Linked DNA regions of Homo sapiens: regions 2, 3, 4 and 5 are each linked to region 1. Evidence: chromatin loops called from intact Hi-C (ENCODE). Cell type or tissue: CD14-positive monocyte. All regions are shown on one strand.

Evidence for each region. Peaks named below come from ENCODE experiments on the same cell type or tissue, not always from the same donor. Only the 100,000 strongest peaks of a DNase experiment are listed, where the experiment ranks them.
Region 2: a loop joins it to region 1, with 2.4 times the contacts of the local background. A loop is called at or near these places in 2 of 110 quality-filtered maps.
Region 3: it touches region 1 in a loop (8-fold over the local background); 4 of 110 quality-filtered maps call a loop at or near these places.
Region 4: a loop joins it to region 1, with 6 times the contacts of the local background. A loop is called at or near these places in 12 of 110 quality-filtered maps.
Region 5: it touches region 1 in a loop (2.7-fold over the local background); 2 of 110 quality-filtered maps call a loop at or near these places.

The regions. Positions count from the first base shown.
Region 1 is chr15:70,263,406-70,268,405 of GRCh38, reverse strand. No RefSeq gene overlaps it. Among named protein-coding and RNA genes, the nearest start is that of TLE3, 170 kb to the right of the region's middle. RefSeq lists an enhancer at 1,105-1,758. In CD14-positive monocyte, CTCF peaks have their summits at 2,635 (motif pointing right) and 3,084; DNase peaks (open chromatin) are centred at 275, 1,445, 2,605 and 4,005; H3K4me3 peaks cover 3,527 bases; H3K27ac peaks cover 4,550 bases.
Region 2 is chr15:70,337,361-70,342,360 of GRCh38, reverse strand. No RefSeq gene overlaps it. Among named protein-coding and RNA genes, the nearest start is that of LINC02205, 170 kb to the left of the region's middle. In CD14-positive monocyte, no CTCF peak of the experiment used is centred here; DNase peaks (open chromatin) are centred at 2,120 and 2,610; H3K27ac peaks cover 910 bases.
Region 3 is chr15:70,505,189-70,510,188 of GRCh38, reverse strand. LINC02205 (long intergenic non-protein coding RNA 2205) reads left to right here and starts at 4,261. Exons shown (of 2, transcript NR_146562.1): 1 at 4,261-4,280. RefSeq lists an enhancer at 4,323-4,372. In CD14-positive monocyte, no CTCF peak of the experiment used is centred here; DNase peaks (open chromatin) are centred at 698, 1,358, 2,158, 4,458 and 1 weaker place; H3K4me3 peaks cover 264 bases; H3K27ac peaks cover 3,897 bases.
Region 4 is chr15:70,460,767-70,465,766 of GRCh38, reverse strand. No RefSeq gene overlaps it. Among named protein-coding and RNA genes, the nearest start is that of LINC02205, 43 kb to the left of the region's middle. RefSeq lists enhancers at 2,835-2,914, 4,956-5,000. In CD14-positive monocyte, a CTCF peak has its summit at 2,418; DNase peaks (open chromatin) are centred at 2,526 and 2,966; H3K4me3 peaks cover 856 bases; H3K27ac peaks cover 2,575 bases.
Region 5 is chr15:70,138,569-70,143,568 of GRCh38, reverse strand. No RefSeq gene overlaps it. Among named protein-coding and RNA genes, the nearest start is that of TLE3, 43 kb to the right of the region's middle. RefSeq lists enhancers at 2,397-2,496, 2,264-2,767, 3,272-3,777. In CD14-positive monocyte, no CTCF peak of the experiment used is centred here; DNase peaks (open chromatin) are centred at 528, 1,208, 2,278, 2,748 and 1 weaker place; H3K4me3 peaks cover 2,454 bases; H3K27ac peaks cover 3,199 bases.

The sequences.
Region 1 (5,000 bases):
AAGTGAAAGAAGTGAGCTGAGATAAGGAGGCATGCATCTCCCATGGACGAGCTCCCCAGATGTCCTTGGACCCTCCACTTGCCCGTCCTCTTAATGGGAATATCTACAATGATTAATGACAACCCCAAGAGCCTGTGTTTGTGGAATGCTTGCCGGGTGCCCACTCTGTGCAAAGCCATCTTACATGCATGCTTCTACTGAGTTCTTGCAGTAGCTTTATGGAGGAGTGACTACGAGTACTTCCAGAGCATTGACGAGGATACTGACGCCCATTTTGGGCAAATGACTCACCCTAAGTCATGTACACAGTTCGTTGCAGAGCTTCTGTTTGGACACATGTCTGTCAGACTCCAGAGCCTGCTCTCCCAACCACTGTGCTCTCTGGCCCTTCATTCATTCATTCTCGTCATCCACTCACCCAAGACAAACCAAGACAGGTACTGAGTGATGGGGGCACAAAGAAGACATGGGCCTGTTTTCAGAGAGCTCTCCATGGGGGAGAGCAGGGAGACAGATCATTATCATTCAAGGTGGCAAACATCACCTGCTCTTAGTTGGGCATGGACTTCTTAGAGTGTGCTGGGGAGAGAGAGACCACTGTGTGCTGGAGGAATCAAGGAAGGCTATCTGGAGGAGACATTTTAGAGAAAGCCTTGAAGGATAGTTAGAAGTTTGTCAGGAGATAAAAGAGAGGGCCAAAAAGTATTGGGTGTGTCTAGGAAACAGCACACATTCTGGGGCACAAAGAAGATGCTCAAAGAGGAGCCATGGGAGATGAGGCTGGAGAGGAGCCATGGGAGATGAGGCTGGAGAGTGGGCCAGGTTGTCAGGAGAGCCCAGGCAGAGGGGACAGGCAGTGGGGAGCCATGGAGGGGTTTATGCAGCGAGTGGCATGTGGGTTTGCTTCAGAATTATAGCTGTGGCAGAAGCGGATCAGAGTGAGGTGCCTGGGGGACCATGGCTTGTCCAAGGGGACACTTACCCTAGCCTCTGGTAAGTCTCTGACATTGCAATTGGTTTTTATTTGGATTGAACCTCTTTTTTCAACAGAGCAGGGGCCTAAAGCTTTGCCTAGCACTTTTCTGGGCCCTTTGAGGATACAGAAGGGAAGAGAATATGACTTTTGACCTCAGGGGCCTTTCATCCCAGTTGGGCTCCGGGCTGACCCAGAAGCCATTTGGGAAGAGTGAGCCGAAGGGCCCTGGCTGGGCCTGCCTTTGTCCCACCACAAAGGAATATGTCCAGGCTGCTGCTGATGATGTGGGGGTCATTATCTTAGAGAAGGCACTGTGAAGATGTGAAAACAAAAGGGAGGGTGTGGAGTGAGAGAGGAGGGAGTCCAGAACAGCCCTCTAAGCAACACCCACGTCTAGGAGGAAGCTGAGCTGCCCACAATCAGGGAGGAGAGCGGTGACGCCTGGGTGTCCAGCAGCTGAGGCCAGAAAGTGTGTCAAGGAGGAGGAAGTGTCGGCAGTGCCAGGCCGGGTCCATAGCCCACGTGCGATGGGGGAGGAAGGGCGTCCGCTAGATTTGGCAACAAGGAGGTCAGAGGCAGCTGTCAGAGGCCAGCCTCAGCGGCCTGGAGGGGGCCGCAGCCAGACTGAGGGAGGTGGGAGGTGAGGAAGTGGGAAACACTTGTGTAGATGCCCCCAGGTGAGAGGTTTGGCTGTGAAAGAAAAGCGGGGGTGGGACCACAGCGGGAAGGGGTCAGGAAGCCAAGAAAGGGATGCTTTCCAGAAGAGGCTGAACTTGTGGCAACACTGTTGGCCAGGAGCCACGAGAGAGGGAGGGAGCTTGGGGATGCAGCAGATAGGGGCTGATGGAAGGAGCGGTCTCTGAGGGTTAGGGAAACTGCTGCGGTGGAGACAGGGAGGAGGGCGGAAGGCGGGCGTGGGCGCAGCCGTCAGTCCACAGGTTGGGTGGCAGGACCCGAGGGCCTCTGGAGTCGTGCTGTGGAGGGTGCTGAGTCTGGGCGGCTGGGCCTGTGTGGAAGGTCATGGTGGGCCTCCAGCTATACCACTGTTGCCTTCTGCCTTTCTCAATTCACCCCTCACTCTCCTCTCCTTCTCCTGCCCCCGCCTCACATCCTGGAGAGGACAAGAAGATGTAAGGGCCTTCACCTGGTGCCCCTTGGCCTCACGGTGCTGGTGACACTGGCAGAGATGGAGAGGGGAAGCAAGGAAGCCCTGAGAAGGCTGCTGCCTGGGAGGAAGACGCCAGAGCTGCAGTGTTAACCTTGTGGGGGAGCAGGGGGTGGTGGGGGGATGAGAGCCGGTGAGGGAGTCAGGAAGCTGACGGTGTGGGGAGTAAGGAGAGTGCCTGGGTTCACTGCGCATAGGCTTGGGCAGGCTGGAGGAAGGAGCTGTGGAGAAAAGCCACAGAAAATAATTTCTCCACAGGTCCGTGGGCCCCGTGGTCCAAGGTAGAGCCAGTTTCCTCTGCAGGGAGTTTTCAGCGAGCGAGAAGAGAGGAGGAATATAGAAGACAGACTGGCCTTTCATCTGGGCTTGACATCTGCCATGCAAATTGTCACAGAATGATGATGTGGCTGAACCGGTGGCCAGATGGTCATCGTCCTCAGTGGCTGGTCATGGAGCACCCAGAGAATTGCCAGAGGGTGTCACTGCATCCCCCAGCAGGTGGAGCAACCCTCCTCCTGCCCATCTTCCTTCTCCATTCTCCAGAATGAGGCCTCTCTCCTCCAACAGGTGACAGTCACTAAGGCACGAGCCCTAGTGGGACAAAAGCATCCCCATGTGCAGGGGGCAGGGCTGGGCCTCGGGGTCAGCCAACTGGAGTCTGGCTTGGCGCTGCCCTCTGGCTTTAGCTGTTTCTGTATCCACCTCCCGTGGTGCGCTTCTTAGCCCCCTAGGTGCTGGGTCCCCAAGCCCCCTGCTCCCTCCAGGAAAGGGCTGCTGTGGTCCCCATGGGCAATTCAGTTCCTGTCTGTCTTCTTCCTTTCATAATATACACTGGGGAGAGGGGGCTGAGGTCGGGGGTGAGGACAAAGGTGGGGAGACTCATTTAGTTTTCATGAAAGTTCTACTCTCTTGGAACACTTTTGGGGGCTTGGCTGGCCTCCAGGAAGACAGAGGCAGGCAGGCCTGTTGGAGAAGGTTGTCCAGTGTGTGCACTGCTCAAAGGCACCTGGTGGGGGCTGGGTCAAGTGGGACCTGAAACCCACCCTAGGCCCACTGGTCAAGCCCTGGTATGGGCTGTGTCTGCCCAGAGGAGGAGCCTTTTCTAATTCACACGAAGGCGTTGTATAGGCTGGCTGACTCCTCCAAAGGTTGGAGCGTGTGCCTGGGAAGCTCCACACACCTATCCTCAGCCAGGTGGGTCAAGGGGACCTCCAGGTCAAAGGCCTGTAACAAGAACCTTCTGGCAACCTGCATATGCAGCTCAAGTGGCCAGAGGAGGGCTGGGAATTGGAGGATTTCCAACCTATAGGTCCCTTGGAGAGGTCAGGGTGGAGCGTGGGGTGGAGTGAGGGTGGGGCAGGAGCCGGCGTTGGGGAGGACCTAGGAGTGTAGGTTCGTGGCCAGGATAGGAGGAGTGAACAGAACAGAGATGACAGCACTGGCTGGGGAGTGCTGGGCCTGGCTCCTGCACTCCTGGGACACTCCTGGGAGACTCTTGGCAAGTTGCTTTTCCTCCCTGTGCCTCAGTTTCTTCATCTGACAAATCTAGAGGGAGGGAATAGACCAGGGCAATGACATGCATTTAGTCACAGGAGACAGAGTTGGGTCTGCAACTTTGACATGTCCTGGGGTCTGGGCTTGGATTTCAGTCGCCCTCCCTCCCGCCTACCCACCATCTCTCTCTTTCCTGAAAGGAAGGGAAACAAACCAGAAAGGGATCTGCCTCCTTTGCGGCGGGGTTTCGGGTGGGGGCGGTGGGGGGGTTCCGTTTCCATCAGCCCCTGGAGGAGCAAGAGGAACAGGAAAATTACAGTATCAGCATGGAAACTACAATTGGAGGCGTCTGATTCACCAGGGAGGGTGACTCGTTCCTCTTTTTTTATTTTTAGTCGCTATTATGTCGGCAAGGAGGCCTGTGCTCATTAACCTGTATTGCCAGAGCAGAGACTGCGAAACCGCTGGTGAATAAACCTGCCCCAGCTGCCCCCTCTGCTCCCATCAGTTATTTATAGCCTGCCTTCCCTCTGGTGAATTAATTAACTTGTACTTGAGGCCTTGGACAGTATTGTGTTTAGTTGGATGTCTGTGTGGAGGCCAGTGCTGGAAGCGGGTAGCAGGAGTGGAGTAGGCTGGAAGGCGGGGCTGCTGGCTGCCCCCAGCCCTGCAGTCAATCTTCCTCACTCCAGCTCTGAGCTCCCCCGCAAGCCACTCCCATGCATGGCAGAGGAGGATTGAGGGGTCACTTGTACCGCAGCTTCACTGCTTAGAGCCTTGGAGCTTTGGGATTTTAAAAGCCAGTTTGACAACGTACTAGGACAAAAAAAAAAAAAAAAAGTACATCCTTTCCTCTCAGCAGGAAAGCAAGGGCCCAAGAGGTAAAGCTCCAAAAATCTCTGGGCCAGAGCAACGCAGGCTGAAAGCTGTATCCCACAGGCAGGGGTTCCCTGGAGGGCTGGGAGGAGAGATGAGGCTGGAGGACGTTTCCAGAAAAGGCAGGGAGAAGCGGGGTGCATCAGCATGGACTTCAAGTCTGTGAGAAATGCCCAGGACCTCAAACCCAGCCTCCTCAAGTGAGAGGCAGCATCTTGTTCAACCATTCATTAATTAATTGGTTCATTTCTTCATTCAATAGCATTTGTAAACTCCCCAGTGTGTAGATGAATGCTGAGCTAGATTGTCCCTGCACTTGTCGCAAACCTTCTTTGTCTGCTTGTACACACCCCTCTACACTCCCTGTCTAGTAGGGAGCCAGTGTCTAGCCAGTGAGGATAACGTCCACTGATTGGTCGCCTCTGTATTGCCAGAAGCACCTAGCCCAATGCTGGGCACATGGTAGGATTCAGTTATCGTTTGGGGACT
Region 2 (5,000 bases), 74 kb before region 1:
GGGGCAGAAGAGGCAAGATTTTACGAGGTGCGGGGAGGAAGACACAGCCTGTGTCATATTAAGCAAGGGAGAGCCAGGGAGTCTTGTCCCCACTTCCAAACACACGACAAAACCCCGTCTCCATGCCCTTGCTCAGCAGTTTCCCCACCTCCTTCGAGGGTGTTCCCTTTACTTTTTAATCAAACTCCCTTTTCAAGGCTCACCCTCTCCAGAAAGCCCACAGTGGTATCCTGCTGCTTATAGGGCCTCATGTGTTTGTGTCCTGCTCCTGAACCTGGAAATAGAAGCAGCTGGCTTGGTTTTTAGTCACCCGAGTGTCACTGTTCCGCATGTAACTGAACTATAAGGTCAGCGAAGGCAGGAACCACCGTTCCATCTTTCCGTGCACCCACCTCAGCCTCTTGCCCAGGGTCCAGCAGAGAGCTCCGCAGACCCAAGTGTCATACAGTGTGGATCCAGAATCCTTACTCCCGAGCCTCTCATTCGGAGATGAGGAAAGTGAGGCTCAGGAGGGTTGAATGTGTCCTGCAGGGCCCAGGCCAGGTCTGGGAGCCTTGTTCTGACCTTGCTAATCCACAGCTCTCGCTGTCACCCCATGCTGCCCTTGTGAATATCAGCTGGGCTAAGTCAGGATGGCACTGACCCCTCCATGCAGCAGGGGCATGGAGACCTGGGACATGTGGCCACCAACCTGAGGGACTCCAGGGGCTCAAGGAGAGCCAGATTGGGCCGGAAACTTCCTAACACATTCCCAGGTGATGCTGTTGCTGCCTGTTGGGAACCACTTTTTCAGAACCACAGCCCCACAGGAACTAAAAATCTACCTGAGAGACAGGATTATCACAAAGTTAACATTTAAACGCATGACAGGCAGGGTGTATTGGCTCACACCTGTAATCCCAGCACTCTGGGAGGCCGAGGTGGGTGGATCACTTGAGGTCAGGAGTTTGAGACCAGCCTGGGCAACATGGTGAAAACCCGTCTCTATTAAAAATACAAAAATTAGCTGGGCGTGGTGTGCATGTCTAATCCTAGCTACTTGGGAGGCTGAGGCAGGAGAATCACTTGAACTGGGGAGGCAGAGGTTGCAGTGAGCCGAGATTGCGCCACTGCACTCCAGCCTGGGTGACAGAGCTAGACTCTGTCTCAAGAAACAAAAAAAAAGATAAATAATAGTAACAAAAATAAATAAATAAATGCATGACAGAGGCCAGAAGTATATTAGTTAGATTTTTGGTTCTTGGCATCTCTTTCCCCTTCTTTTGAGAACAGCACTCTGATTTCCTTTTGAGGGTCTGTCCCTCCTTTATCCTCAGGCTATGCGCTCCTAATAAGCCTCCCACCTGCTGTAGAGTAGAGCATACACCTAACCAAAGAACATCCAATCAGGATGTGAAGTTTACCCAGTCACATGATTTACACTGGTCCAATCAGGTCAAATAAGATAACTTTGGCAGGAATCATCAGGAAACAAGGCTTTTTTTCCAGCTGGACCAGAACTTCTGTGGCCATCTTGCCACAGTGTGGAAAGAGCTCTGAAAATGGGGCTTATAAGGGACAAGCAGAGGAGAGGGCATTGTTTAATGCTCCTGGATCCAGCTACTCCTGAGGTCAACACCCTCTGAGCCTGTTAGTTACATCAGTAGATGAGGATATAAATCCCCCTTTCTGTACAAGTCATAGTTTGGGGTGGGATTTTCTGACACATAATAGAAAATTTCCTATCTGACACCAAGTTCTCAAGGAATATTGAGGTAATTCACCCCTTCTGCATTAGGGAAGCTTCATGGATGGTCAGAGATGTGGAAGGAGAGGGAAAGTGGAGGTATTAGCAAGGGTGGGCTGATGGAAAACAGCCGGGTACAAACAGAGGCCACAGCACAGACCAGCTTGGCTCACTCCTGGCACCCAGGAGAAGGCCTCTGGGAGAATTAAGCCCTATAGGAAGAGGGGAATCTTGCCACTCAATGGGAGAGCACTTTGCCTTTTGTGGTCTCCTTTCCCAGAAGAGGTCACCCCCGATGCCAGAGGTTCCCAGAGCCTGCTGGCCCCTTGAATCCAGACTTCCTGCCCAGACGGGCAGCTGGGATGAGGTCATGGCTGGAGAGTCTTTTATCCTCTTGCTAAGCTTCTTCTTTCAGTAGCAATTGCTGTCTTGCTTAATCTCAGAATTATCTGATTGTCATAGTCGAGTTTTCCACATTAGGCAATGAGCCAACAAGTTACTTAACCTATAATTGCCCTTTAATGAAGCCCATCTTCAAAACTGAATTGTCAAAGGAAACTTGTAAACATACAGCGAGGTCCAAGACCAAGCTGGCCCCAGACGTTGCAGCCAGGCCCTTGACTCCTCTCTGGCGTCAACCACATTTGTCTGAGTTATTGGGGCTTTATCACCAGCTGCCACCCAGAGTAGAGAGGAGGCTGGTGCTCGCAGCAGCCAGAAGCAGGTCGAGCCTTTGAAAAGCAAGCTTGCAAGTGCTCAGTTTAGGTGCACACATTCTCCCTTGCCTAGAGTCTCCCTTCTTCCCAAAGCACTGTGAAGTGTGAAAGGAATGGCCAATGTCACGACTTGAACTTTGCAAAACTTAAGCAACATCTCTCTGCAGTGAACTCACGTGACGGTGGTTCAGGCCCAGCCCAGACAGCTATTACAGTAAGACTTCTTTAATGTCAGTCTCTCTCACCTACTCTTTACACAGTGTGGACCAGTGGTCTGCTTAAAGAGTAGTCCACACTATGTAAAGAGTAGGTGAGAGAGGCTGACATTAAAGAAGTCTTACTGTAATAGCTGTCTGGGCTGGGCCTATACTGTGGTCAGGAGTCTGACCTCTGGGAATGTCCAGTCACATCTTAGCATGTCCGAAGTGAAATATCAGTCAAACATACTCAGCTGCTTCACGGTACTCTCACAGTGACCCAGGACACAGCAAGACAAGGGAGGGAATATATTTTTTTAATTAATTTATTTTTTAATTATACTTCAAGTTCTAGGGTACATGTGCACAACGTGCAGGTTTGTTACATATGTATACATGCACCATGTTGGTGTGCTGCACCCATTAACTCGTCATTTACATTAAGTGTATCTCCTAATGCTATCCCTCCCCCCTCCCCCCACCCCACAACAGGCCCCGGTGTGTGATGTAAGGGAGGGAATATTTATGGAGCACCAATTCAGGGCCAGGTGCCATGCTGGGCACTTTATATACTTTACATCATTTAATTATCAGAACAACTCTAGAAACTCAGAAATGGTATCCCTATTTTGTACATGAGGAATGCAAGGCCCAGAGTAGGTAAGTCGTTTGCACAGTCAGCAGCTTTGCAGGTGTGGGAAATAGGATTTGAACTCAGATTTGTCTGACGCCAAGGCTGGTCAGTGCTCCTTGGACACTTTGGTGGCTCCCTTATTGACATAAAGCTGGCCTAAAGCCACTGAGCAGTACAGATTAGAAGGGGTGTGGACTCATGGAGACAATAACATGATGTCTGGGATTTGCTTCAAAATAACACAAGAGTGTGGGGAGGCAGATAGGATTAGAGATAAAAGGCTGGCTGTGAGATGATCGATGATGCTAAAGCTGGGTGGTGGGCACCGAGGGGTTCGTCAAACAGTTCCAAATAAATATTTGAAATTTTTAATTACAAAAATGTTTAAAAAATATAGCACTTTCTCCAGAAGTCAGTGCCCCTTCCCAGTACCCCATAGCACTCATACATATCTGTCACTGCCCTAAATCCACTGTGCCACCTTAGAGTAAATTTTTTTTTTTTTGACGGACTCTCCCTCTGTTGTCCAGGTTGGAGTGCAGTAGTGTGATTTCGGCTCACTGCAACCTCTGCCTCCTGGGTTCAACTGATTCTCCTGCCTTAGCTTCCTGCATAGCTGAGACTGCAGACGCCCACCGCCATGCCTGGTTAATTTTTGTATTTTTAGTAGAGGCGGGTTTTCACCATGTTGGCCAGCTGGTCTTGAACTCCTGACCTCAAGTGATCTGCCTGCCTCAGCCTCCCAAAGTGCTGGGATTACAGGTGTGAGCCACCACACCCGGCCAAGAGTCATCTTTCAAAATGTGTCCCTCCAAGTCTCCGAGCTCTGTGAGGATAAAGGTGGTGTTTGTCTTGTTCATTTAATACATTTTTATAGAAATGAATAAATGACAAGAGTCTGGTGCACAGTGAACATTCAACACATGTTTACTGAATGAATAAAAAATCCAAATAACTGGGTCCTGAAGGCTGGCTGTGTTTTGACAAGCACATAGCTATAGAGAGGGCGTGCAGGGCAGGGGGACTGACTTGAGCAAAGGCACAAGCAGCAAACAGGCCAAATTTGGAGGTGAGTGTCGGGGGATGTCCAGCCACAGCCAAGACAATAGTCATCAGTGATAATGTGCTGCCCGAGCTAGCTGGAGTGGCCAGTTTTTAATAACTTATATTTCACAGACACAGCACTGACATTTTGTTTAATCGCCAAGGCAGGGTCAATCTCCTGCCGTGGCTGTGGAAAGTGAGGCTCTCAATTTCAGTCACAGCTCATTAATTGAAGAAAGTTGGCCAGTGTGCGCCTGGTGGACGGCAACTCCAAATGGATGTCGACACGTTTTTGAGGACTTGAGGGAAGCAAAAGAAATCAATTAAGGGGACAGCTTGGAGTTCCATTTGGGAATCTAAATCCGGATGCATTTCCTAATATTCCTTTGCAACAGAGAGAAAGAGAACACCTCCTTCTCCACACCACGCCAAGACCTAGTACCACATGGAAACTGGGGACTGCAAAGGCCAGAGCAGGACCCTGGGATGGTTTGGGGTCAAGTAGCCCTGGCGGGGCCGGCCTGTATCCTGAGGTTCTGCAGGCTATGTGGCGTCTGGTCTCCCGCCAGCCTTCCTGATAAAAACCATACTCCACCACTGGCTTACGTTGAGGGCCGCTGGAGGCCTGCAGGGCTTAGAATACCTTCAAAGGCCTGCCTTGCACAGATGGACTTATTCCACCA
Region 3 (5,000 bases), 240 kb before region 1:
ATCTAGCTAGCAAGGAGTGGAGTTGAGACTCTCAGCTCACACAACTAACCCCAAGGCCCAAGCCAGAGACCGCTCCTCTGTGCTGCTCCCAGAGCTGGGCTGGGGAGGCACCACACTTCCCACAGGGGAGGAGAGGGAAGGTTTAGTCACAGAAGCTGGAAGCTCCCCAGCCCTGCCCATGTGTAGGTTGCTCAGGGACCTGTTATTTCACAGTGTCACTCTGGTTCTGTCTGAGAGGCATGTGACTGGCTAGGATGTGGAGACTTATCTTCAGGTCACACCTGGCTGGGGATGCTGGTGTGCAGGGCATAGTGTGCAGCCTGTGGGGTACAACTGCTCACCCTGGACGTTCCTGGGCCTAAGCTAGTGACACCAGCGCTGTGAGTGCTGCTTGCTTACTCAGGGCTGCTCTAGGTGTGGGTGCTCCTGGCTTGTCTGCCGGGTGGGGTGGGAGCTGTGCTGAGTCTCCACTGTAGAGGAAGGTAAAGCCTCACGTCCAGGAAGGCTCACTCACATGTACTTGGAGGATCCTCTGTCCAAAGCACAGCAACAAGAGACTGATTTGAAATGAGGATGTAGGGTTGGGGGTGCCCTATGAGGAAGCCCTGGGTAAGTCTTGTCAACCTGAGCTTCTTGGGATACCCCCATGGCCAACGGAACAACTTCTTAGAACTAGAAGTACAGACCAAATGAGCCAAAAGAGGAACTTGCAGATCACTTGGTCTGATGTCCTCATTTTATGGATGAGGAAACTGAGGTTTGAGGGAAGCTGTGACTCATCTAAAGTGACAAAACCAATGAGAGGTGGAGGCGAGCAATCTCCTGATTCCTTGCCACACCTGCAGGCCACTCAAGGCCTTCCTTGTAGTGATAAAATCTTTTTTCATCTTATTATCAGCTAAGTCCATCCTTCTGTTGGACTTCCTACACCAGCTCCTCCTGGGCCAAACCAGACAGTCCCTTTCACTGCCCAAGTTGTTCATTCCTCTATCTGGGTGTTTGCCCACATTGTCACTCTGCCTGGACCTGCAGTAGCTGCTCATTTGTCACAGTGGCTTGTCTGCTGAACTCCTCCTTATCCTTTACAACTGGGATCAAAGATCTCTTCCAGGAAGCAGCCCCCTCTACTGTCCCCACTGGAAATGGTCCCTTCCTCTTCTTTTCCTGAACCCATTGTTTGGGCTTCTCTGTAGGATGAGTTATCTACTTTCTTTTTATCACAACAGTTTACAACCTGTGCACATGTTCCTCAGGGCACTGGAAGAAGAGAGGGGTGGGTATTGGAACCTCTGGCTTGGATGTGAGAAATCTGAGACTCAAGAATGTTAGATGACTAATGAGTGGCGGAGCAGACTCAGACACCCAGGCCTCCTGACTCCCACGCCATTTGGACAGGAGCCAGAATGCATCTCTGGGAATGGTTCCCCCAAAGTTGTGCAGTGCGCAGCCTATGAGGCTGTATTTGGCGGTCGCACCTCTGTGCCTGGTACAGTGCCCTAAATAAGGCAGATGCTCAGTAAGTGTGGGTGGATTCAGTGGAACCACAGTGCAGAGGCAGCTCTCTTTTCTCTTCTTCCTTCCCTGTTTCCTTCTCAAATCTGTTTTTTTCTCCCCTCTTTAACTCCCTGCATTTTCCACTGAATTTTTCATTGGGAAGAAGCACATTTAGAGATGTGAAGCACACACTTTGCTGGGCTTCAGCTTTGATGAATCTTTGATGCTGACACTGGGGAGGCAGATGCTGCAGCAGATTGGGGGTGGGGAGGGAGGGGTTGGGGAGGGGCCTCTAAGGGCATGATTTCCCCCTCCCCTGCCCCTTCCAGAGGGAGCTCAAAGCTGCCACTTGCCTTGCCCAACTGTGCTCTACAGCATGAATTGTGTGTGAGTGCTGGGGCATGAGGTGGGTGAGAGAGTGCATGCTGGAAGTGGGAGGGGCCAGATGAGGGGGAGGGCAGTTGCAAGTCACCAGTACCTCTGACATCACCCACATTAACCTTAGCTCCCTCCACTTCCCCTCACTTCTCCATGAATGTGGAGGTCATATCAATTTCTAGCTGTGTGACGTGGTGAGGCACTTAATCTTTTTGAGTCTTAGTTCCTCAATAGTCCATTGGAGATGCTAATACCTTCCTCCTAAGGCCACTGTGAGTAAACAAGACACCCTATTTGCTGTGCCTGACTCATACTACATGGTAAATATTTATTTATTCATTCCATTCACTTGTCCCTCTGTTGAAATTCACTTTTAAGAGCCTGGTGAGGCAAGGTTTGTTCAACATGAGTGGTTATCTGTGAGGCCCTGGGTGAGCCCTGCCTTGGAGAGCTGTTACTCATCTTTTCCTTTTCTTTTCTTTTCTTCTTTTTTTTTTTTTTTTTTTTTTTGAGACAGGGTCTCATCTTGACACCTAGGCTGGAGTGCAGTGGCACAATCACAGCTCACTGCAACCTCAACCTCCTAGGCTCAGTAGACCCTCCCACCTCAGCCTCCTGAGTTGCTGGGACTACAGGTGCGTGCCACCACACCCTGCTAATTTTTTGTGTGTGCCTGTATTTTTTGTAGAGGTGGGGTTTCTCCTTGTTGCCCAGGCTGGTCTTGAACTCCTGGGCTCAAGTGATTCACCCACCTTGGCCTCCCAAAGTGTTGGGATTGCAGGCATGAGCTACGGCGCCCAGCCTGATACTCATCTTTGCACAGTCTACACAACAGTAGTGGATAATGGACAGATGGAGACCCATCCTGGCATGGAGGTTCTGAGCTTCAGTTCTCACCTGACCTGGTGGTTGGACATGTGGCTCCAGTAACCCCTTCTGGGGGAGAGACTCTGCTTGAGTCACACTGGGTGCCCCTCAGTGCCGAGCACAGGTATCTGGCCCAGAGCACTGCTGGGCAACAGACCAAGGAGGATGGTGCTGGAGGACATTTGGGTGTGGTGAGAGGCTATCCCTTCCCCCTGATTTGCCGCTCTATACCGCCTCTGTCAGGGTTGTAGGACCCTTACCAGGCAGGGAGAGATGGTGATTGTTTTGTGGTCATTCCCCTGTAATTTGCTTCATATCATCTTTGCATGATTTGTAACTGCCCATCAGGTTCATCTTGCCTGCTGTCTAGACAGAGCCAATTTATCAAGATAGGGGAGTTGCAATAGAGAAAGAGTTCAATTCATGTAGAGCCGGCTGTACGGGAGACTGGAGTTTTATTATTACTTAAATCAGTCTCCCTGAGAATTCAGGGATCGGTGTTTTTAAGAATAATTTAGTGGGTAGGAGGACAGTGAGTCAGGAGTGCTGATTGGTTGGCTTGGGGATGAAATCATAAGGAGTCAAAGCTGTCCTCTTATGCTGAGGCGGTTCCTGGGTGGGGGCCACAGAAGTGGTTGGCAGGTCCAGCTGGGGCCATCAGGTTGCCAGACATGCAAAAAACTGAAAAGTTATCTCAAAAGGCCAATGTTAGGTTCTACAACAGTGATGTTATCTTCAAGAGTAATTGGAGAAGTTGTAAATCTTATGACCTCCAGAACAATAGCTGATAATAATTAGAATTCAAGCCCCTCTTATCCTAACTTGGTGGCCTTTTATTTGTTTTACAAGAACACGTTAGCTTTTGGGAAGAGCTGTTATTTAAACTATAAATGTCTCCCAGAGTTAGCTTGGCCCAAGCCCAAGAATGAGCAAAGAGAGCCAACTTGTGAGGCTTGAGACAAGATGGAGTCAGCCCTGTCAGGTTTCTCTCACTGTCATAATTTCCTTAGTTATGATTTTTGCAAAGGCGGTTTCAGATTTGCCTTTTACTAAAACACACAGGCTTGCACTTCATCTTGAGTGAGTGTGTGTGCATCTCTGGCTGGTCCTCCAGAGCTGGGTCCAGCAGGCCAATCCCTGTGCCCCTCTGGAGTTTCTCCAAGGCCACCCTGGGCATTTCCAGTAGGATATTGTTGCTCCACATCAGGGCTCCTGCCAGCAGCGTAGCTGTGCTCCACACAGAAGTCCCTCAGCTGGTGACCACAGAATAATGAATGCCAATCTGGATGTTAGTTTGCACACATTTGCATACCCCAGGGGTCTGCCTGGCCTGTGAGGTCTTTCTGACTCTGAGCAGCTATGATGCTGTGATTAACCTCACAAATGCATAATGGATCTTGAGGTCCTTTCCCGGCAGAGATGTTGGGGAACTAATGCAACCCCCTGCCTTTTCTCTTAAGCTGCCTTCAGGGCTGATATCATGGGTTGGTCAACTGCCTGAGATTTCTTCCTCTATCTGGGGTTAGCAAGACACCTAAAAGGTAATCCTCCCCACCTCTCCCCACCCGCATAGTGCTATTAGTCAGCTACACCTGAGTGTGAATTACTTTAGTCAGATTTCTTTCCCATTAATATCCTCAAGGGAAGGGGATTTAATAGAAGTAGAGTGAGTGCCTAAATTACTCACGGAGCCCTGGGCAGGTTCTGCCTTTCAGCATGACTCATCTTTGTGTGGTCTGCACAAACAGCCAAGTATAAAGGATAAGAAGGGAGCTGCCCCTGGCACCAGAAGCCCTTGTCTGGGCAGATGGAAGTGTTATGGGGAGGGAAGGCCCCAGAAGAATTGGGGAGAGGGGTATCCCTCATGGACTTTGCTCTCACATGGGGTGTAGTTGGCCATTCAATCACCTCTGGTCTGCTGCCCACTGCCTGTCTTGCTGTCTGGATGTCTAAGACAACCCTAAGACGCCTGGATGTCAGAGCCTGTGGTGCAAACATTTGGCTGCCAGCAAGGGTCACTGTTCTGGTTTTCAAGGCCAAATCAGAGTGGGTTTTTCTGGGGTTTGGGAGCAGCAGGAGCTAGAAGGTAAAGGGCTGACACCTTGTTAGGGGTGGGTGGTGTTCACTCCCACCAGGAATTCTTTTGCAGCCAAATAACAGAGAAGCTTCAGGCTTGAATTTGGCCCACAAATCTGAGCCCTCATAATGGAGATGTGGGAGTCCCTAAGCCCCCGTGTTGGGGTGCCGTGGGGGTGCCCGTC
Region 4 (5,000 bases), 200 kb before region 1:
TCAAGAAGGCTTTGAGCTCTGCCTTCCAAGTAGTTATGAAGTCCAACCACAGGGCATCAGAGGCTCAGGACGACCCTTGTGGATTTTGAAGGCTTCTATTCAATGAATGAATCCCTTTTGCAGTCTCTTCTCTAAGTGGTGCTGGCCTCTGCCTTTAACCTACTGATGATGGAAAACTCAGTATCTTTGGAGGAAGTCAGGGTTTTTATGTTTATTGGTCCCCAGAACATGGAGACAAAACTATCAGCTACACCTGTCCAGGGATATTCAAGTTGCAGTTTTATTCTCCATTAGGTGTGGGGGTCACATTGAGAGAAGCTCAGAAGAAGCCCATCTTGAAGCCAGTTCTCTGAAGGAATGGGAAGCAGGTTTGGGCAGGAGCATTAGGAGCACAGTGGTGAGCAGAGGGTCACAAGTACACCTTACCAGCACCCTGATATGCATGGAGGAAAGCTAATCACACTCTGTACCTTACCTTCTACTCTGTCTTGTGTATACCCAACCTTAGTCTTCAGAACTGCCCTGGAAGCTGGGTCTGATCATCTGCATTTCACAGCTGGAAAAATGGATACTCAGGGAGCTGGGAAGCTCCCCTTAGGTTCCAGACACCTGGCCCACTTTGTGTCTAGATGTGGGCTTGCCACGGAAGGATGCTTCACCAGAAGTGGCTTCTGCCACTTTGGTCTTGAGTGATACAATGCTCAGCTACCACCATTTACAGGTGGGTGCTAGTCATGCATCTGCTCTGGTGTTGGGCAGTGGGGTTTTATGTTTATCTGTGGTCAGGGGTCCTTTCACCACCCACTGACTTTGCCCTTCACCACCCACTGGCCTTGCTGAGCTGTCTCCCTGAGTGTTTTCGGCATAATCATTGGCTGGTCTTCATGGATGGGCAACCTCTGGAAATGGCTTTCTTCCAGAGCCATTGCCCTGGGACTACTGAGAAGTCCCAAGGCCCTTCTAGAGTGCCTTACCCCCATGACTTTATCAAGATGACTCTCTCCCTTCTTTGGGGACTGCCATAGTCTCTGGCAGCTGCCTTTGCAGGGGCCTTGCTCTGGGGCTCAAGGACTCCAGAGCTTCTCTTCTTAACTTGACCCTTAAGGACTAAAATCTTTGAATGGGGAGTAGTGGTATCAGATGGACCCGGATATGAATACCAGTGTTGCCATTTCTCTTTTGTTTGGCTGGTTTTTGGATAGGATCTCGCTCTGTCACCTAGGTTGGAGTGCAGTGGCAAGATCATGGCTCACTGCAGCCTCCACCTCTCGGGCTCGAGGGATCCTCCCACCCCAGCCTCTGGTGCAGCTGGGACCACAGGCGTGCACCACCATGCCTGGCTAATTGTGTTGCGGTTTTCTAGCTGTGTGACCTTACATAGGTCACTAGCCCTGTCTGATTTCCTCAGCTGTAAAAGAGGGTAATGATAAAAAAAAAATCACAATTAACACTACTATTTTATTCTCAATGTGTCAGGCATTATTCCAAGTACTTTATATAAATGACCTCATTCAATCGTTGTAATTACCGTATGAAATAATTATTATTGTTTAGTTCCTATGTGATAGATGTGTAAACTGCGACCACGCAGATAGTTAGCAGCAGAGCAGGGATCTAGGAAGGGCTGTCTCTGCAGCTGCCTTTCACGTTTATGTTATGCTGTGTCTTAATGATGCACACGCAGAGTCTAAAAAATCATGGATGTGTCACTGCATAAGGAAAAAAAATGATGATGCTTGTGTGTGCCCAGCTTTGAGCTTGGCACATAATAGATGCTCATGAAATCTTGTTTGCCTTATCCTCTCTTGGTCTTTTTCCTTCTACTCTCCTATGTGAGCACACACTGTGGTCACAGCAGAACAAAGTGGGGCTGTGACAAGGAGCTGGCAACCATGTCTGAGGAAGGCTGGTGGGTAGCATGGGCAGGTGTCTCTCATTCTGTCCTCTCCCTCTGCATCCAGAAGAGCTACACCCCAGCTCATGAGTAGGTGTGGGTCTAGTCTCCCCTGGAGCTGACAGGTAACTCTAACTGTTTCCCAAGGCAAGAGAGTAGGAGGGTGTAGCAATTGCTCGTTAGAGCCAGCCAATGAGCCTAGGGGGTCACAGGGTTCCTCCCACCTACTCTGGGGAGGTTGTCTGCCTATATTTGTGTTCATTTCCTGATAGAAACACTGGGGTCAGAGGCTTATCTGGCCTGGCTTCTGGGCCAATGGGGAGCTGATAAGGAACAGACCCATCCATTGGGATCTACTGGGTGGATTCCTATTGTCTTACACACCATACAGATAACCAAGGTCTCAGGTAGAAGTTGTACTTTCCTGACCTCCTTCTCATGGTTTCTCAAGTCCTCAACCAGCTCAACCCCAAGGGGCAGCCAGTTACAGTTCCCCACAGACAGAGTAAACCCTGCTGGACCTCTGGGGAAGTTTCAAGAACCAGTTTGACCGCAAAACCAAGAAGCAGGTCTGTTGGGGCCTCTCTGGATGAAGTGGTCATGGGTGGCTGTCAGATGAGGATCTGAATTAGTCACGAGAGGAACAGGAGCCAGGCTAGGGGTGGAAACAAGGCCAGCTCCCCTCTGCTCCAGGGCTTAGGATCAGCTGGGGTGGAAGCAGAGGCTGTGTTGCAATTTCACTGCAAATCAACTGGGTCATCTCTTGTGGGTGACACCATGCAGGCCTTCCAACCCTTGTGTGTGTGTGTGTGTGTGTGTGTGTGTGTGTGTGTTTTGTAGATGGGGAGATGGTATCTCCCAACTGCCTTTAGCATCTGGCTGTGAGATGAGGCTGGGGGAAGATGGAACGATATGCATTCCTGGCAGAGCCAGTGCCTCCGGAGGCATGGGGTGGAGGGGACAGGGTGGAGTCCATGTTTGAACAAGTTGAGAGCAATTGCTGGAAGAACCCTGGGCAGAAGTCCCCTCTGCAGATCAGACTTGGCCTCTACATTTGTTCTCAGGGAAGTGAAACACGTACCATCTCCCCAGTTTGGACTGTTGCAGGCTGTGACACACAGTAGCCAATTCATTGACTTGGGGCTGTCCCCTCCCACCTGGGATATTCAGTGCCCTGAAAGGCAATGAGGTGTGGTGGGAAGAACGTTGACTTTGGAATCTGACCGACTTGAAATTAAATCTCAGTTCTGCCCTGAAGCACTGGGTAACCTTGAGTAAGTCACTTAACCTCTCCGGACCCCATTTTCCTCATCTCTGAAATGGAGATAGTAACAGCTTCTGGGCAGGGTGGTTAGGAGAAGTAACAATGATAATGTGGGTGAAGGAAAATCATAGGGCAGGAACTCAATAGAAGTTAGGCACTTTTCTCCTTCCTCTTAGAATACACCCTGTCCTTCAGCCACTGCTAGGCTTGTCTTTACCATCTTGGTGGCTGCTGAAAAGCCTCATTGACTGGCTGTGCCCACCTACAGCAGTGGCCAGCAAGCATTTTCTGTAAAGGGCCAGAGGATAAATATTATAGGCTTTGCAGGCCATGTGGTCTCTGCCACAACTACTCATCTCCACTCTTGTTGCTCAAAAACAGCCATAGATGATACCAAATGAATGAGTGTGGCTCTGTTCCAATAAAACTTTATTTATAAAAATAGGCAGTGGGCCAGATTTGGCCCTCAGGCTATAGTTGCCAATGCCTGGCCTCGAGTTTCAAGTCCAAAGCCTCTGCTTTTCTCTCAAGGGACTTCCCTAGCCTGGTCTTACCTTCTTCATCCAATCCAGTTTCTAATTACTCCCCTGAGTGTTCCCCAGTATGACCCAACAGGACTCCCTTTTGGCTCAGGAAGTGTTTAGCTTCCACACCTTTGCCCATGCTTTCCTCCCTGCTTAGAACACCATCCCATTTCCTCTTCACTCTCTTCACCCTTCTAAATTCCATCCCCAGGGAACCTCCTGGGTGCCCTGTAAAATACAAGGCTCAGACCAAGGTCTCTTGATTCATCATTGGACAAGCCCATCCTTCAAGGCTGTGCTCTGGCCAGCTGTCCACAGTGATTTCTCCCTTTGAGGACTCCATGGCCCCTGCTGTTGATGCCAGGGTGGCCCTCCCATGGATCCCTGGGTTGAATTTGTGCCTCAGTCTCAATGAGGAACCCTGGAGGCTCAGTCTTCAACTTTTCTTTTCTTTTTCTTTTTCTTTTTTTGAGATGGAGTCTCTGTCACCCAGGCTGGAGTACAATGGCACAATCTTGGCTCACTGCAGCCTCCACCTCCCAGGTTCAAGCAATTCTCCTGCCTTAGCCTCTGGAGCAGCTGGGATTACAGGCACATGCCACCATGCCCAGATAATTTTTGTATTTTTAGTAGAGATGTGTTTTCACCATGTTGGCCAGGCTGGTCTCGAACTCCTGACCTCAAATGATCCACCTGCCTTGGCCTCCCAAAGTGCTGGGATTACAGGAGGGAGTCACCACACCCAAGCCAGTCCTCAACTTTTCTGTTAATACATGCAACTCACAACAACCTGCACTTTCATCCTGCCTGGAATCTTTCAGTTTTCCTGCATATGTGGGTCTGGAAAGTCTCAGGCATTATCTCTCCGAATATGGCCTCTTTCCCACTGTCTTTTTACTTTTTTGAGGGAGCACAGATTAATCATAGCTTAACCATTCTCATATTTTCCTTGTCTTTTAACCTGTCTCTCAAATTTTCCATTCTTTGGCTTCCCTGATGCATTTGTGGTAATTTCTTCAAATCTCTCTTCTCATTCATTAATTCTTTCTTTATCTGTGTGTCAAGCACATCCATTTAATTTTTAATTTCAAAGATTTCTTTTTTTCTTTTCCAGAAGTTCTACTTGATCCTTTTATAAACATCTGCCTGTACATTTTGTTGTCCCTTATTCCTCGATCCTTTGTTTCTATTCCATCATTTACTTTTTTAATACCTTGTTATTTTATAACCTATCTGATTATTGTATTATTTGAAGTCTTTGACGATCTAAATCAGTGTTTTTCAGCTGGGGGCAGTTTTTTCCTCTAGGGGACATTTG
Region 5 (5,000 bases), 120 kb after region 1:
GGCCAAGGTGGGCGGATCACGAGATCAGGAGATTGAGACCATCCTGGCTAACACGGTGAAACCTCGTCTCTACTAGAAACACAAAAAATTAGCCGGGCGTAGTGGCAGGCGCCTGTAATCCCAGCTACTCGGAGACGCTGAGGCAGGAGAATGGCGTGAACCCTGGAGGCAGAGCTTGCAGTGAGCCGAGATCGCGTCACTGCACTCCAGCCTGGGAGACAGAGAGAGACTCCATCTCAAAAAAAAAAAAAAAGAAATAAGGATTCAGTTGTGACTTCTGTCTTGGGTCCCTCCAATCTCCATTCCCACCCCCACAATTATCACCTTCCTGCCTTCCTTTGGTGACCTCTTCCCCCTTGAATCACGCCCTAGGCAGGCACTCATCTGTTCTCAGGGCCATCTTCATAGGCTCTTCCCTGCAGGAGAGAAAGCATTTTGTGCAAGCTCCACCTAAAAGTTATGCGGGCTTTCCAGCCTGTTCCTCCCACCTCCTTCCTGCCCCTGAATCTTCCCGCAGGGTCACCCTGAGGACAAGCAGTTTACTAACTCGAGGGAGAGCAGGGAACTCACATTCTGGGTATCAATGAAATTTATGAGTCATGGATATCACAGGACCCTGTTTTCGTTTGACTTCATTCGCCGCTTCCTTTCTTCGTATTAATTTCTCCCAACAGCCCACTTATCTTCCCTCTTGGAGCCCTGCCCGCCATCGCTTTCCCTGATACATGGTATCTCTAACAGGCTAAAGCACTCAGCGATGCCATTGCTTGAGAGTCGGCTTGCTCAAGCACTCACAAGTTACACTCTGTGGCTAATCAAATGTCAAAACAATCTCCCCCGCGATTTGGAGGAGCTTGGTGACAGGAAGACATTGGCCACTGAGCCATCAGAACAGGCCACGTTTGCTTGGTGGCAGGCAGTGAGACCGGTTTCTGCCGCGTTACATTCCGGGTGGCCGCTTTCCCTGAGAAGCAGCTGCTCTGCAGTTAGTGGGGTTTGGGGTTTGGAATTTGTTTCTTCTTTTCTTTTGAAGGCAGAGAGATACTCCATGCCAAGGGTCAGCAGGGTGGGGGGTGGCGGCGGGGAGGTGGTTGAATTTTTTTCTATGACAAAATGTTGTCAGGTCTCTGAATCATAGCAGCCACAGCGGTGGTTAAAGAGAAGAGATCGCATCTAGGAGCTGGTCTCAGTTCTGCCACAGAGAACACTGGACGAGTCACAGCCACTCTGAACTTCTGTTTCCTCTTCTGGAATATGAGGAAATTGGGTTAAATGGTCCCTGTGGTTCAAGAACCAGAAGATGATTCAACTTGACACCATACCTTACAATTTAAACACTTCTGTGCTTGTTATTTCATTTGATGTTCACAGTAAGCCCATAAGTGAACAGGAGAGGGATTATTATCTCTATTTTATAGCAGTGAAATGACTTGTGGTGGTTATACATCCTGCCCATGACAGAGCTTAGCCTGGGTCATGGGCTGGTGTCCTTCTCCTAGCCCAGGCTTGTCTCAACTCCTCATGCTCACAGGGTAGATTCCTTGAGCCGAACCACCTCCACCTTCAGCGCCACGCGGGAGCTTTTGTTCAAGCCAGAATTCAGGGATCATCCTGTCCACTTCATTTTCTGCTGAAAAAATTGAGCTCCATAGAGGGAAGCAAAAGGGCCTCCCCCGGCTCACACCGCAAAGCGTCCCATTCTCCTGATGTGGAACCACTCCACTCTTCTCGTGGGTCCCATGGGAGTGAAAATGCCTGCATCTTGGGCCTGGGCTAAGGATGGATCTGTCAAAAACAGTGACACTGATAAGTTTTGGGTGCATTTGAGACACCACCACTGTGTCATCATTACCCACACTGCTGTCATGAGGTCTTGAGAAATTGTCACCGGGGTCCTCTTGGGGTCTGATGTGCTAAGAGAGGTCAGGACAGGCTAATCTGTGTCTGCTCCATGCCCCCTCCACATCTACCTGAGCCTTTGAGAGTGCCTAGCTCATTCTCCCTGCTCCTTAAAATCCTCCAAGTTCCACAGCCCCACCTAGACCTCAGAGTGAGTGGTTCACTTTGCGGCACTCAGGCCCACTCAGTGACCACAACAAACACAGCTTGCAGGGTCTGGCTGGCCACAGGTGCTGTCCCTTCTGCCCACCTGGCAAATGCTATCTCTTCTCTCCAGATTTAGCTTGCTGGCCCCCTCTTCCATAGGGCCCCTGAAGAGGCAAGTGCTTCCTTTTCCCACTCCCACGACTGTGCAGAAAGCCTCTGACAAAGCACTTTCACTTTCACATGGTGGCCACTGGTCTCCGAGGCTGTTCTCCTTTTAACTGGCAGCTCAGTGAAGACAGGGGTTGTACTTTGTTTCTCTCAGTATCTTCAGCGCCTAGACCCTGATGGGGCTCAGTGACCTTAGAGGGAGAGGGGATGAGCTTTACATGCTGATCAGGAGCACAGGCCTTGGCAGCAGGCTGGCCTGCACTGAAATCCAGTTCTGCCATTAACCTACATGTCATCCAAACCTCTCTGAGCCTCAGTTTTCAAATCTACAAAATGGGAAGATTGGTACTGCCGGCCTCATCAGGATGAATGGGAAAAACCATGGAAAGAGCTTAGCATATCACAGGCAGTAACCGGGAACTATTGTCATTATCATTGGGGAATTCCCCAAAAGGTTCCTCTGTGAGCTCACAAGAAAGCCCCTGGGTCTCCACGCCGTCTGCAGGAAGCACCCCGGGGATTGGCAGCCCTTCCCTGCCCTGCCTTCTTCTCCAGCTGCAGTCGGAAAACCCCTTTCTCAGGATGCCCCAGACAGGGCCAAGCTGCTTTCCTTCCCCTTGTTGACACAGGGAAGACCTGGCTGCCTGGAGCCTTGACTGGGCCTCCCACTCTTTGAAGTGCAAACACCGAGCTGTGTATTTTGGGCCCCTCTGAAGGGCCGTTTCTGGTGAAATACCAGGTTTTGAAATACTTCACTCCTTGTTTGCATTCGGAAGCCCATACATGCTCAGGTCTCTCAAGGCCTGTATTCAGAGAGGCTGGAGGTAATGTGGGCGAAAGAATCAGACTCTAGTGGGGGAACACAGTGGCCCTCTGCTCTTGGGCTGGGCCTACAGGAGCCACTGGAGGTGGAAGAGGGAGCTCCCTCTCACAGAGTCCACCTCTGGCTGGGAAGAGCAGACGAAGGCATGCAGAGGTATGTCCAGGTGAGCCCAGGGCACAGAGAGCTGGGACCAAAGGCTGGTGTGAAGAGTCATCTCCTGAAGACCTAGCTACAGAAATACTGGAACTCAGTGCTTCTTCCAGCCCCTCCTCTGCTCTGGCACCCACCCCCACCTCTCCACCCAGGGAGTATGTAAACTTCTCGTCCTGCCAAGAGCTGGGCAGGGAGGAATGACATTTATTTGAGCCTCACTGATCTCATAGGAGCTGTCTTAGCCCAACAGCAGAGGTAGAGGAAGTCAGAAGGGGAGGCAGGGTTGACTTGATAGAGATCTCCGTGGGTTTCTAGGAGGGTTTGGTCTGGTCTCTAGGAGGATGAGCCTCCACGTCCTGGGTGATCATTTGGGCCAGGTATTTTACACACCCTCTTTACTTTAAGCCTCATGAGGTGGGTGGTCCCATCCCCATTTCACAGATGAAGAAATCGATGCTATAATGGAACAGACTGGACTCCTTACCCAAAGGCCAGGACTGTGGTAGAAGCTCTTTGAGGAAAGGGTCCTGGTAAGGCTTGTCTTTCCCTCTCAGAGCTTGGTCCACTGACCTTCCTTGTCTACAAAAGCTCTTAAGAAGTGTTTGCTGAAAGGAAGCAGGGCAGGGCTTACAGAGGAGGGAGCATGGGGGAAGCTGACACAAAAGCATCAAGGTGAGGATGTTCGGGACCAGTTCAGAGGCTCCTGAGAAGCCGCATTTGGCCAGAGAGGGAAGAGATGGGGGAGGTAAGGACAGAGCAGCAGCAGGAGCTGACTTTAGAGGGGACTGCATCCTCCTTATACATCATGGGGTGACCAACCAGGGGCGATCTCCAAAATAGACAGCCAGCAAATAATGATGAAGCTCCGTCAGCGTGCCCGGTGCCTCAGGATCCCTCAAGGAGCATACAAAAGGCTGAGAAGTGAGCTGATTTATTTACACAGCCATCTCGTGGGTCCTATGCAGTGAAGACAAATTGCCAAAGATGATGCACTAGGCTCACATGCATTTCTCACAGAAAGGGCCATCTTTCAGGCCTTTACTTGGAGCCTATTTACTCTTAGTTTGCACATAGTCCCAGCAAGATGAGTGACCCAGATTCCCAGTGCCAGGCAGATTCAAATCAGAGGTAGAGGAGCAGCAGGCGGAGGTGGGGTTGACTTAGAGAGTTCCTCATGGGTTTGGAGGAGGATTTGATCTGGGAGGACAAGCCACCACCTCCAGGGTGATCACTTGGGCTAGGTGTTTTACATGCCCTGTTTAAGCCTTGCGCAGTGGGTGGTGCCATCCCCATTTCACAGATGAAGAAATTGATGCTAGAACAGGCTGGGCAGATGCCAGAATGGCATGGCAGGGTTAGAGAAAGGTATGTAGGCAACAAGGGGAAGGTGCTGCTGGAAGCCAACTGTGAAGAAGGGAACAGGAAAACCAAAGCAAGTTGGAGAAGAATGCTCCAAACAGAGAGCCAGCTAGGGCTGTCCTACCTAGGAGGACATTGGGATGAAACGGGCTGGACACCGTGACTCTGCTGCTGTCTAGCTAAGTGAAGTGGGCAAGTTCCTGCCACTCTGAAGCTCAGCTTTCCCATCTGAAAAGCAGGGTTAAAACCACCAGATAGTGGCAGGAATTGAAGATGAGGCAGGTGGGCCACCAGCCGAGGATCTGACTCAGGAGCAGTCACTTGCACGATGGTTGCTGAGACGATGTTACTTTTTATTACTGGGGGAAACTCAATGCACCCTAGAGCAGCAGTTCTCAGATATGTCTACATATTGGAATCATCTGGGAAGCTTTCATAAATACCTATACCT